2 separate regions of the Homo sapiens genome follow, and region 1 is linked to region 2. A link is a loop called in an ENCODE intact Hi-C map of the cell type or tissue named here. Cell type or tissue: B cell. All regions are shown on one strand. Links, peaks and the distances in the headings refer to the core of each region. The heading gives the core; the rest is flanking DNA. Region 1 overlaps CCDC6 (coiled-coil domain containing 6). Region 2 overlaps CCDC6 (coiled-coil domain containing 6).

Evidence for each region. A loop is a pair of places that touch in the nucleus more often than their neighbours do. Peaks named below come from ENCODE experiments on the same cell type or tissue, not always from the same donor. Only the 100,000 strongest peaks of a DNase experiment are listed, where the experiment ranks them.
Region 1: a loop joins it to region 2, with 3 times the contacts of the local background. A loop is called at or near these places in 5 of 110 quality-filtered maps.

Annotation. Positions count from the first base shown.
Region 1 is chr10:59,882,757-59,892,731 of GRCh38, reverse strand. All of the region lies in intron 1 of CCDC6 (coiled-coil domain containing 6), which reads left to right. Among named protein-coding and RNA genes, the nearest start is that of CCDC6, 19 kb to the left of the region's middle. RefSeq lists a silencer at 1,170-1,259. In B cell, for the core only: no CTCF peak of the experiment used is centred there; a DNase peak (open chromatin) is centred at 7,091; H3K4me3 peaks cover 1,168 bases; H3K27ac peaks cover 1,680 bases.
Region 2 is chr10:59,828,481-59,832,480 of GRCh38, reverse strand. All of the region lies in intron 3 of CCDC6 (coiled-coil domain containing 6), which reads left to right. Among named protein-coding and RNA genes, the nearest start is that of CCDC6, 76 kb to the left of the region's middle. In B cell, for the core only: CTCF peaks have their summits at 1,450 and 1,654 (motif pointing right); a DNase peak (open chromatin) is centred at 1,670; H3K27ac peaks cover 571 bases.

The DNA of each region.
Region 1 (9,975 bases), core at 5,434-9,433, 55 kb before region 2:
CCACAGTTAATGAAGATCAAATGAGATTGATACACACAGGAAAGTTTTGGGGTAATGTGTGAGTTATTCCTGTAGAAAATGATATTAACTATTATTAGTACTTCCCCACCCCCTTCTATTGTCCTCCAAAATACATTTCAAAATCAGTCCTGCTCTAGATAATCCTATAAGATTATGATAGAAAAATAACCTCTTGAAAGCTGAGCGGGGGTGGTTGAGGCCGCACCAAGCTCCCTGTGCACCGCAGGTTGGGGAGCCTCGCAACCTGGCTTCTAACGACCCATGTTTCTCTGGTGCTTGGGGATGCCTGGGAACTGAGTGGGTTTCCAAGGGTTTGGTGAGCCAGGATTATACCAGTCTGTGTGGCTGTGTAAAAGTAACAGGACTGCAGGAGGTAAACACACTTCCTAAAAGATCTGGTTTTTTTCCCTATAGGTCAGTTACAGAGCTCTTTCCATTGTGTTTTTTAAAAAAGTACACGTTTTCTGACTTTAGTACTATCGGCAGACAGAAGACTGTCAAAACTGGCCTCTCTGATAGAGACTTTTGACCCTCTTTCATGGGGGTATGGGTTCTAGAAGGTGGACTTTGATGGGCAACGCCCTAGTGCCACTTCTCCTTAGCTGCTGGTTTAAAGAACAGAAACCAAAACATGAATCTTTGAAATGGACTGACTTTGCAGGATTGCAGTAGCCGAATGATGGAAGGACAACCCCTGGTGATGGGCCAGGGTGGTCTGTGGGAGGCAGTAGTTTTCTCTGCCAAGGACTCCTCAAGTGACCTCTTTTCTTTGTTGCCTCTGGGTTGCTTTCTAGCCTGAGGACTTCATTTGAAGATTGAGGAGCATGCTTTTCTCCAAACTACTATTAATATTTTGGTTGTATTGACTTTTGGGATGGTAAGAGAGGGCAAGGAGGCTATTTTATCTGATGAACTCTGCTTGCATTGTAAATAAACAAGTTAAAGTAAGCTCAAGACTGCCCTTCCCTCTTTTGCTGTTGTCTATCCATCAGAGTTGTGGGGCCTCTAGCCAAAACTATTGGAGCCTTTTGGTTTCTCTGCCTCCCTCTCTGCTACTTGTCTGAACACCTTCTTGTTGAACTCTTTTTCAGGTAAGGAAGATTAGTGCTAATGACAGTCATCCCTTCCGTGGTTGGTTCTTACTTGGCCCAGAGCCTTGTAGCTCTGGGTGATTGCTGCCTGACAGTGATGTGTAAAGGGAACTGGGATTCGCTTGTTAGGCCACAAATGAAAACCGGTAGGCTTTACTGCTTTCCATAAGTACAGTGTATTCTTTCCCCAGTTCTCAAAGTCTTCTATAGCTTCTATTGCTTTTGTTTTTATGCTTCTTTATTTTATGTGTTGCAGATTAGCATTCTCTATTAGGCTGTGTGAATTTTTCCCTCCTTTCAATTTTATTCATTAACTGCTTTCTGATTTTCCCACCCTAGGGTGCTTTGGCTTGACTTGGAATAACGGAAGCACTTGGAAACCAAGTAGGATTACCAGTTAGCAAGTAAAAATGCAGGATGCACAACTGTATTTCAATTGGAAATAAACAATGAATTATTTTTTAGTATACATATGTCCCACATGTTGCATGGCACCTATATATACTAGAAAATTATTTGTTGTTGATCTGAAATTCGAATTTAACTGGGCCTCCTGTGTTTTATTTGATAGTCCTAAAACCTAGAGGACCTGTGTTTAAAAATCTGTCTGCCCTATCGCAAGGACAGAAAACCAAACACCACATGTTCTCACTCATAGGTGGGAATTGAACAATGAGAGAACACTTGGACACAGGGTAGGGAACACCACACACCGGGGCCTGTCGTGGGGTTGGGGGAGGAGGGAGGGATAGCATTAGGAGATATACCTAATGTAAATGACGAGTTAACGGGTGCAGCACACCAACATGGCACATGTATACATATGCAACAAACCTGCACGTTGTGCACATGTACCCTAGAACTTAAAGTATAATAATAAAAAGAAAATAAAAATAAATAAATAAAAAAGAAAAAAAACAAAAATCTGTTTGCCCCTTCCTTGCTGTGTGAACCTGGGGCAATTTAGCTAACCTCTAAGCCATCTTGCCCTCTTCTCTAAAAAGCGATCATAGTATCTTAGCTCTCCAGTTTTGGGGATAAATGATGTGACTTAGGAAAGCTCTCAGGGTGCATTCAGCACAGTTCTTCCTTTTCCTTCTCAATTCAATGATTATAGATTTGCTTCTTGCCCATTTCTTCCCTTTTCTGTTTTCTTCCCCCACAAACCTGAGATCAGGTTGCTGTCTGAGAAGAAGCCGACGCAGCATCCCCTCCTTGGCAGCATCCCCTCCTTTTGCGGGGCTCTTTGGAGTCTTCTCAGGATGGTGCCTCCACTTCTTCCTCAGCGGCTCTCAGTTTGCTTTCACAGTTCCTGTTCTTCCACACCAGCTTCCTGGTCTCCTCCTCTCTGAAAGCCATCGTTGACTGGATGTCTCAGGTATCTGCCGTTACTTGGCCACATGTTACGAAACCCCTTGTTTTATGTCTCCTTTCCTCGCCAGCCTGCAGTGGTACTGGGAGAACTGGGCCTATCTATGCCTTGCCTTCTCTGTGGGACGAGACATCAGTCATGTCTTTCTTGACGAGCCTCAGCTTCCTGAGAGAAGTGTGTTTAGAATTTAGGGTTTGCAGAAGGGCAGCTTGCATTTGGCCCCCAGGTGAGGGGTTTGGCTCTAGAGTTGTGAAAACAAACCATGTGGAGTTGAGAGAGAAGAATGTAATTCAGAGATTGGTCATCCCAGTGGTAGAGTTGCTGAGAAGCTGAAGTGGGGTGGGTGATGAGACAACCCAGGGATAAGCAGGAGCAGAACGCTGCTCCCACAACCCCTCTGGAGGATAAAGGGAGGAGGTAGTGCCATCAGAGCCCAGGGGCTGCGGTCACCAAGAAGTTGGAACTCCCCTGGGCCTTGAGATGTGGGTGCTGCCCAAGTTGGAGAAAGGGGAGAAATACTCTGAGTTCTCCCTTCCATCCTCCCATCTCTTGCTAGTGCCTCTTATTGGCTGAATCTCATTGGCGTACTTTGGAAACTGGGAGATGGAGCCTGCAGAGGTCACCTGTACCTTGCAGAGCAGGAGAGAAGGGCAGTGAGGCATCTTGGGCCAGACAGACCCAGGGCTGGCCCAGGAAGAAATGAATGAATATGGAACTGACTGTGTTTGGCCTGGGCAGCTGTTGAGTACTTTGTGGACAGCAGAAGGTTGGAAGACTCAAAGGTTTTTATTCCCTCAGGAAAACATGAATAAAGGGCATTCTAGGGAGAAGGATCAGCATGGATGAAGGCATGGCAGCTTGAAACAGCAGGCTGACTTGTAGCATCCCATGCAGCCCAGAATGGCTGGATTGATGTTTGAGGTCTTTCCTATCCATCTTCCTCCTGCCTCAGAAGCCCCTCCCATAGAATGCTTTCTCACGTGTCCCTGTTGTCATTTGTCATTTATGGCTGATGCACATTTTCCTGCAGGGAATGCCAGATGGGAAGCTCTGCACCTGAATATCTTCCAGGCCAGCTGCTTCTGACACAGAGCATGTACCATGTAGCCAGTGGGGAGCATCTTGGGATGCCTCAATAGCCCTAAAAAGGAATTCATGGGCAGTGCCAGTTAGTTTTGATGGGTGAAGCGTGCGTGGGTCCCCTGATATTCAAGGGCCCCAGCTCTGATGAGGATGTTGATACCCTGGGAGGAGAAATGGCTGCCCATGTTAGTGACTTAGAGGCCTTATCTCGTGGCCCTGCTTGTCTGGCATGCAATCAGACTGTGAGAATACTTTTCTCACATTTCCCTGCTGTGAAATTTATTTTTATGATGATAGTGGATTTTGTTTAAGCTTATTTTATTATGGAAATTTTCAAGCATATACTAAAGTAGAGTGAATCCACAAACCACCAGCTTCACTGATTATTGACACATAGTCTTAAAATGCTTTCACCATAAATGGTTCAGTTTGCCTCTCTGATAAGGACTTTATAACCACCATACCATTATCATACCAGACAAAATTAGCAATTTTTCCCCTGGCAAATTAGTGTTTGAAAGGTAAACATCACAGGCTTTTCTGTGATCAAAGGTATTATCCTTGTCTCCCCTCTGCTATTAAGCCCTGTGCCCTTAGGCTGCTGGCCCCAGCTCTAACCTTCCTCCCTAAAGCTGTTGACAGCAGGCTTGGAGACCTTTTACCTGCTGCCCTGTTTCCTGGTCCCCAGCTTCCGAGCATCCCAGTTTTGCTGGTTCTGCCCTCAGTAGGTATGCAGACTGGCTTCCCAGCCCCCATGACGAAGCAGCAGAAAGTTTAGGTCACCACTTCACCTGTGTGAAGCAGACCTGGCTTATGTGGTTCTACTATAAGGAAATCTGAAGTGAGGCATCCTGTGCAGCCAGCCTTCCCTGGAAGCTTCTAGCTGAGAAATGTCTGAGCATCTGTGGGGAGTCATGCCCTCGGAAGATGGACTGGCATCTATGGCTTCCAGAAAGTCTGGTGCGGTGCTATGTGTGAAGCCACTCAGGGCTGGAGAGCACCAGACAGGAAGCTGTGAGCAGTATGTGCAGACACGTTTTCTGGACAGGTAGAATAACAAGCAGTCTTTGCCCAGAATCTCCAGCTCTGAAATCTGCAGCTTGAGCAGCATCTATGGAGTGGTTTCAGCTAAATTATTTCATTTGAGTCTCACGGCAAGTCTGTGGGAGTAGGTAGTGTGTACCTCCTTAGAAAATAAAGGATCTGGGGCTCAGGTGAAATGCTGTTAAATTATTGGCCAGGGAACAGTGCTGGTAAATGGGACAGTTGGCATTTCCAGGGAGGTGGCCTCACATCCAGGCTAGGGTTCTTTCTCCTCTGTTAGCTCCTTGGCAGAGGAGGAGGTTAAAAAAAGGGTCTGATAGTTCAGCACTTACAAGCAAAGGGCATTCAATTCCAAAATTTCTAGGAAATTCCAATGTCGCATTTGACCCAGCAACAAAAATTGGGAACCACTAGTCTATACATTTGTGAGTACATATGATATTTCTTCTGAGATTTGAAATAATGCCCCATTTAAAAAATATTTTTAATTGAATTTTTTTGACTAGGAAGGACATCACTTGGTATTTGGTCCCCTTCCCTTTAACACAAAAGGTGGCGTATATGATATTATATTCTGTTCTGCCCCTCCCCCTGCCATTTAATTATATTTTGGATACTTCTCTTTTTTTTTTTTTTTTTAACAGTTGCATGGTAAGCCATTGTGTGGGTATCTCTTACCATTGTGCATTTAATTTGTTTTCAGTCTTTTGTCTCAAAATGTCACCGTCACCTTGAACGTAGGTCATTTTGTATGTGGGTGAGTGTATCAGAGGGGATAATTCCTAGCCACTCTCTTCAACCATTTCCTTATGTTGACTCAATCATTACATCAGTCTTGTGAAGTAGCCAGTAGCATATTATCCTTGTTTACAGACAGGAAACTGAGGCTCAGAGAGGGTTGGGTGACTTGCTTAAAGTCATACCGCAGAGAGTAGGAGAGCCAGAATTGACACCTAGCTAAGCAAGCTGATTCTAGGGAATTCCCTCACTTTTTGATGCTGCCTTTCTTGGTAAATTCACAGAAGTGACATTGTTGTGTCGATTGCCCTATATATGTGTAATTCGAATAGATGTTGCTTCTACAATTTACACTTCCATTAGTAGGATATGAGAGATATGTGGCCCCATACTACACTGTCAGAGGGTTTTCTCAAACTGGATTTTGGTAGTCTGGTAAATGGACAGTGACATATTAGTACAGTCTTTGCATTTCTCTCAAGGGGGTGGATAAGCATCATTTCTTGTGTTTATAAGAGCCATTTGTATTCTTTTTCTGTACCTGCCTAGTTGATATCCTTTCTTGTTTGTCTTTGGGGACCTTGGTCTTTCTCTTACCCATTTTTCTTAGAACTCTATATGTTACAATGACTTGCTCTTGTTTTTCAATTTTGAGTTGCAAAAAAATTTCCCACCTGTCAATTGTCTTTTGACTTGGCTTTTGGTGTTTTTTGGCCACAGTGAAAATTTTTATTTTTATGGTTTCTTGATGTCATTTATAATCTACAGGAAATATTGCTAACATTTTATGGTAAAACCTTTCTGTATATTTACTTCTTTGGAAAAAAGTAGGACAGACTGCTTTTGTGTTTTTGTTTAAATGATAGTGCATTTAAGACAGATTCAGAAGAGTGTGTAGAAGTAGCGATGCCAGATATTCTTTTAAATTGCATAAACAATTGAACTCACAACTGCACATTAGATACATCTCCTGGTGTCTTTTTTCCTCATTCTTGTCTGTATAACACTTTATATTTCATATGAGATCTTGAATTAGGATAATTTCCTCTGACTAGTTGATCAATTACTGAATTGTTTATTTTGGATACTATTATTGTAGCCTCCTTCTTCCTCCAGAAGCTGCTGCTTAAATGGATTCAAGTGTAATTGGCATTATTTTTCTATCCTGGTCCGTTTCGGGCTCTGTTTATCTGGTGGTTTTATTTTACTCTGCAGTATTTTCCATTTCCCCTGCTTAAAGATAGATTTAAAGCTGCAGACCTTAAATGTAATCTTCTTTCATATTGGCCGGTCTTCTTTGTTCATCTCACAGATATTACAAATAACGTATATATTACAAAACTTTGTTCATTCTGCTAATATTTCTGAGGTTATTCTGTATATAAGGCTGTTCTATGCATTGTGCTAAGAGGTTTTGAGACAGTTCCTGCCTCTGGCAGCTGATATTCTAGTTGGGGGGGCGGGGGGCGGGGTTGGAAATAGACATCAGACAACTGATTTCACAGTTATAGAATTGAAGCTGTGATAAATCCTTCAAAAGATGTGTTTCTTGGAGGATATGATGGGGGGAACCAGACCAGTTTAAGGCAGCCAACGGAGCTTCCCTGAAGTGACATGTAGGCTGCAATCCCCTGTATATCTTTTTTGGAGTTAACCATGAAGAGAATTGGTAAAAAAATGTTCTGGGCCCAGGGAAGAGGCTATGCAAAAAATCCTGAAAGCGACAGAACTGCAGGGCAGGTTTGAGGAACTGAAAGACGAGTTGTGGTCAGAGTGAGATCGGGATGTGGCCTGAAGCTGGAAGTAGGTGGGGCCAGGTCTGATAGGGCTCTCAGTCCTGAATCTTGAATTGGACCTGCATTAGACCACTCTTGAATTAGACTTGAATTATTCCTTGAATTTAATTCAAGGGGTAATGTTGGCATATGTGCTTTTAAATTAGGAGTAGGTTTTTAAATTCGGGGGACCATGCCAGTCTAGAACTTTCTTTAGTTGAATAAATTTGACCTGCAAAAATGGTACTTTAATCCATTCTCTTACAGTTTTTCATTAGGATGTGTTTTTGCCAACAGCCTTGGTGTTTTAAAATCTAGATGTGGCAAAATAATTTACTGCTTGTTAAGCAAACCTCCTGACATGGCTGGGGTATTGAAAAAAGAATGAAGATGGAAGTATTGTAGATATAACAAATGTATCCAAACTAGATTTCGCTCTTCCTTTCCCTGATTCACACGTATTCTCTGTCCTTTCTTTCCTTTTCTCCTTTTCTTTTCTTCCTTCCTTCCTTCCTTTCTTTCCTTTCTTTCTGTTGTTGTTGTTGTTACGGAGTCTCGCTCTGTCACCCAGGCTGGAGTGCGGTGGCACGATCTCAACTCACTGCAACCTCTGTCTCCCGGGTTCAAGCAGTTCTCCTTCCTCAGCCTCCCAAGCAGCTGGGACTACAGGCGTGTGTCACCATGCCTGGCTAATTTTTGTATTTTTAGTAGAGATGGGGTTTCACCATGTTGGCCAGGCTGGTCTCAAATTCCTGACTTCAAGTGATCTGCCCGCCTCGGCCTCCCAAAGTGCTGGGATTATAGGCATGACCCACTGCACCGGGCCACCTTATGCCCTAAGTGTTTTTCTGGATACATATTATGCAAATACAAGTGTGTGCCTATATTGTCCTCTTAAAAGGATACCCAGCGATGGGAGCACATTGTACATGCTGTTCTATATCTTGATTTTTTTTTTCTACTTTACACATCTCATGAGTTTTATCCCCAGCACTGGGTATAGAATTGCCCCATTCTTTTCAAGGGCTTGCTGTAAAGTATTCTGGGAACTGGGCGCACTCTCTTTAACTCTTCCTCTGTTGATTGTTTTCAGTCTCCTTCTTTCTATAAAGCAAGTTAAAGGAAACATTCTTTTAACAATGTTTTTAACAAGTCTTAGCAATGGTTTTTATTATCTGTAGGATAATCTAGGAGTAGAGTTGCCAGTTTTTAGAGTATGTGCTTTTGAAATTTTGTTTGTATTCACTTGGGCAGCAGTAAGTCATCTTTTGCTTATTGTCGTCGCTGTCTCGACCTGAAATCCTTTCTTTTTATATTCTTGCCTTCTTTTTTTGGTCCTGTAGCAGGGAACATCTTATTTTTTTGTTTGTTTTGAAGGGGTTGCTTTTACTTAGAACAAATTGCCATGTTACTTACCTTTATTTTTTTCCTGAAACTTAGTCAACTTTCTTAACATTAAACTCCTCTTTTGCTTAATTGGCTTAGAAGTAAGTGAGAGAACAGAGATAATATGGCTTTTAGTACCAAATGCTTCTCTTAGTAAGAATCTACAGATTGGTTGATGTTAGGAGTTTAAAACTGTTTTTGGAGCCCATTAAAGACATGTCTCCTGTTTGTATGGGTCACTCTCTCAAGTCACATAAGAAGGTGGTGGTCTTTGTAAAAATGCTAGAAAATGTTGGGAAATTTGTTCAAAGTTTGAGGCTTTCTGTCAAACTTGAGGGTTTTGAACTCTGACAACAATACATTAAACTTTATCCAGTTTATACTGCATACAGAGTTTCTTAAAGCAGGCTCTACCCTGATCACCATCAGTATATGTGATAGGGATCTTAGCCCTCTGTTCTCAAATATAGTTTAGGGAGTTTTAGAGGAAAGTGTGTTTCCTCATTAAATAATCAGTTGAGTTGACTCCAATTTGTGTACGTGAAACCAACAAAAAGAATATAAACTTTTAATATTATGGTCCAGTTGGATAGGATTTATAATTTTGAGTAACCTTCCAGTAAAACTTTGTGATTCATTAAGTTTTTCCCTGTCATCAGCCTGTGCTGACATAAGTTCAGCTGATAGAATTGAAAAGAGCAAAGAGAAGAAAAAGTCTAGACTTCTAAATACAGTGCGAGAGGGAGATGATGGCTGCCATGAATGGTATTAGCATTGCTTCTTGTATCAAGTGTGACAGTTGGCTCATCAGGGACATCGGAGTACGTCTTAGTTTTTGATTCTGCAATACCTTTGCAAGGTATTGATACCATCATTTCACTTGGAGGTCATAAAAGGGAGAGTTTATTTCCTTTCCTTGTTCCCTGTCCCATAGCTTCCAGTATCACATTTCACTCATTGCTATACTTTAGTCCTTTTCGTAACTGACAGTGTTGTCTGCTTATTGCAAAGACACATGGTATTTAACTCAAAGACTAAGACTCAGAGTCCATTGATGGAACAGAGACTGGAGAGACCACAGTGGGCAATGGACCCAGTTGATAGGACCCTTCCAAGTCCCTGGGACTCACTGTGTTTCGGGGGTACGAATATATCATTTTTTTCTTTTTCCTACTGAATTAAACCTTTTTTTTTCAGTTAAAGTCGATCAATACGGTAAACACCCTTACACCCCTCACCTAATTTTACTAATTTTTTTTTTTGAGGCAGAGTCTTGCTCTGTCGCCCAGGCTGGAGTGCAGTGGCGCGATCTCTGCTCACTGCAACCTCCGCCTCCCGGGTTCAAGCGATTCTCCTGCCTCAGCCTGCTGAGTAGCTGGGATTACAGGTGCGCGCCACCACGCCCGGCTAATTTTTTGTGTTTTTACTAGAGGCGGGGTTTCACTGTGTTACCCAGAATGGTCTC
Region 2 (4,000 bases), core at 1-4,000:
CAGCTTGTTCTTTTAAGCTTTAAGATGCCTGGAGGAATTTAAGTGAAAAGTAGTTTTCAGCTTTCTCTCCCCACTGTGGAGACTTCATTTCTAAAGTGAGCATTGACAGGTTTACATAGTTCCTATCATTCTCTCACACATTTTCTCTTTTTTAACCACAATTAATAAAGTTTCAGGAGATAAGTTGTGATGTACTGATTTATAGCAGGAAATGTCAGCTTCCTTTTTGCAAAGCAAAGGGAGAAGAATGTTTTTGACCACAGGATAGTTTCTGTGAAAGTTCCTAAGACAATGTTGCTATGGAACTAAAACTGGTCTTTCAAAGCTTCTTCAGAATAAACAATTAACATTTTCCTCTTTGATTGATTGGCAACCTTACATGAGCCTTCTCTTCTCCCAGTCCAGACTTGTTGGTACAAATATGGAGTCATAGACTTGGTAACTCACCTTGAGTCAACCACTGACTGATTGTATGACCTTATATTAACTTCATTAATTTCTCTGGGCTCAGGTTCTCCATTTGTAAACAGAGCAGGACAGACTAAAACCAGAAATGGCAAACTTAACAAGGGACAAAGGTGGGAAGTAGTAATAGCACGCAATCCCTTTGTCCTCTGCCCTCAGCAGGCATTGGTGTTGGAACATTGGCCTTGGGAGTCCAGACTTGGTCTGTATGCCCCATTATCACAGAGAACTCTGGGCAGCTGTTGTCACTCCATTCAGGGTGTGTCAAACTATATTATTGCTAGCCTCGGTGTTCCCCGATGCCTTCACCCATGCTAGCGTCCTGAAATTTTAGTTCCCTTAAGTTATAAGAGGCTGATGCTAGTGTACTGCTACCTGGGTTTCCATGTAAAATGCAGTAGATGAAGATCTTCCAGCTGTTTGTATTTTAGATCCTGATTGCCCTGATTAGGCTAAGCCTCATTAAAGTTGTCTGATTTATCTCACATTCAGGCTTCTCCCTGTGCACCTTACTCCATGTTAACTCATTCCATCAGTCACTCTCAGGACCGCTCTCGTTTGAATATTTTACCTGAGAATGAAACAGTGATCGTGCTGCAAGGTTTGAAGGGAAGTTAGAGTTTGTCTTAAAGTAAGACTGACTTTAGTTATTCTGTTATTCTTGTTTTTACCTGTAGCAAAGCAGGGAATGGTACTAGGTTTTCTAACACTGAATGATGACCCTAAAAGTGTTGTCATCCTTTCTGTGATGAAAGTTCAGTTTTCAAGTGCTGGCTATTTTATACATCTCGAGTAATTTCTTCTTACCATTCATCTTCCAAATTTAAATTCAGTGTCTAAGTTAACCAGACACCATGCCCCGTGCCCTACCAGTTTAAAAACATTTTGTTCTGAGTTTCACCCGTTTAATTCCCAGGATAGGCAGTAGCTCCAGTTCTGTTCAAGTTAAGGTAAGCTTCGAAGATTTGTGTTTAAGTCCCTGACACACCAAGTATTTACTTGTTAATCAAGAGTTAACCAAGTGACCAAGTGAAGTCCTCACAGAAGCTAGTATTAGGAGAGCTTTGCCTGGCCATGCCCTTCACAATGATGGTTGTCAATATTTTAAATATAATAGCTTCTCTCTGGTATTTGTTCACAGGCTCCTAAAGGAGACTTTGAAACTAGGACCGTGACCCAGAGGGTTTAGCTATGGCCACAAGGGGGAGGTAGTGGCCTAGTGTCAGAAAGAAGGGCAGTCTCATCCTATTGTTCCTGGGAAAAAGTCCTGCCTCCCTGTCTTAAGACCCTTTGCAGACTTTAGTAGCTGAACCTCTTTAAAATGAAGTCTGAAGCGTATATTCTCTATACCAAGTTAATAACTTAGTGACCTTTTAGGCTTATTTCAGTCCTCGATGGTAAAGAAATAGATTTCCACAATAAAATATGTTTAATGCAAAGCCCATTCTAGAAGTAAGCCTCAGATCCAGCATATGAAGCCTATGTTTTAATTAAAGTGGAAAAATTTAACATTGTCATAAAAATTTCCCCCACTTTGCTTTGGGTGTGACTGGGATAATTAAATGTGTTTTCTTTGACTATAAATAATTTTAATCAGCATTTAGGGGGCATGTTTGGTTTTTCCCTCTAATAGAAATAAATCCCTTAGTTTCCATGGATATGATCTGACCAGCCCTTGAGCCCATCTCTTGGAATTATCTGTATTGTATGATACGATGTAGTATATGTTATAGTCTATATTATATTATAAAGGATATCCTGTACTCTATATTATTGTCAGAAGAGCAAAGGCATGCACTACACTATGCCTTATCATGATTTACATGTAGTTTTTGTCTTTGCTTTACTGACAGTCAATGCTTTTAAACTATAAGCCACTTGAAGGCAGTTATCACATATGCTCCCACATGTCCCACTGCTTTGTTAGATCAGTAGTAAGTGTAGGTTTGGGCATGTGAATGGTGAGTGGTCCTCTGTATTTCAGAAGGCAGCGCAGGCTAGTGTTCAGGGCCTGGGCTCTGACTTCAAAGCAACCAGTTGTGAACCCGTTCCCTCTACTTAATAATCCTTTCACCAGTTCACTTTCTTTTTAACAGCCCTAGTGAGATGTAATTTACATATCCTACAATTCACCCACTTAAAAGGTACAACCCAGTGGTTTTCAGTGTATTCGGAGTTGTGCAACCATCACCAAATCAATTTTAGGACATTGTTGTGAACTCAAAATGAAACCCCGTACCATTCATCTGTCACCTCTAATCCCCTATAACCTCTAAGCAACTGCTGTTCTACTTTCTGTCTGTGTATTTGCCTATTCTGGACATTTCATGTAAATAGAATCATAATATGTGGTCTTTTGTGATTGGCTTCTTTCATTTACCATAATGTTTTCATCCCTGTTGTATCTGTACTCTTCTTTTTTTCTGGCTAAATAATCATCTATGGTATGGATATACCACACTCATCAATTATCCATTTATCGTTTGATGGACATTTAGGTTGTTTCCATCTTTTAGTTATTATGAAGAATGCTGCTATGAACATTCACGTATAATTTTTTTGTGTGGACATATGTTTTCATTTTTCTTAGTCATATGCCAAGGAGTGAAATTGCTGGGTCACATGGTAACTCTCCTTAAAATTGTGGAAACAAAATGTAATTTTAAAATAATCCATACTTTGCATGTAGTGGGTGAACCTGCAGAAGGGATATTGGAAGGCATTCTGCCAGAGATTTGAGTTGGTCACGATGTGTTTGTTTTGAAAGTAGAGCTTGGGTTATCATGGTTTCTGAGTTGGCTCCTTTCTGTTCTCTGTAAAGCAGAACTTAACTGGGCTGAGTTTCTTCCTAGGAAGGCCCCAGTTAACTCACATGTCAGCAGGGCCTCACTGTAAGTTTATCTCACTGAAAGTTAGTCCTTTGGTATGGACACTTCAATTAGTCAGATATCATTCATTCTTTTCATAGGCCTTGAATCTGGAATCCACTTATTCTTCAAACAGGGAATGTTCACAGCTAGATCATGAAGGTCTATGGGCTATAAATGGTTCTGTTGGTGTTTTGCAGTATTATAATTCACAGAATTGTAGAGCTAGAAGTCCAAGATGTTGGGAAGACTACCTTTTTCCCCAGACGCTAGTGGGGACATGAGACAGTGGGAAAATCACAAATAAATCCAGGGGTAGGGGCATCAGCTCTGCTCTTAGAAATTGGGACAACAGCCTCTTATTCTCATGTCCTCTCCCTCCAGAGTTTGCTGCAGAGTTGGGCTTGGTGGGAATCACTGCTTAGTGATAGATCAGTTTGGCCTGTGAGTGGCCCAGCTTGCTCATGCTCCCTTTTCAGAAATGGAAATCCGGAGAGAGATTGGGAGGGTTTCTTAAGTCACACAGCTAATGAGTGGCAAACGTGGTCCCCTGGTTCTCATCTTAGTGGTCTTTTAGACCCTGGAAAGACTTTAGCCTTTGCAAAAGTAAAGGCAATGTCATCTTTCTTTTATACTTCAAAGAACTCTACTGCTTTCCTGTTCAAACA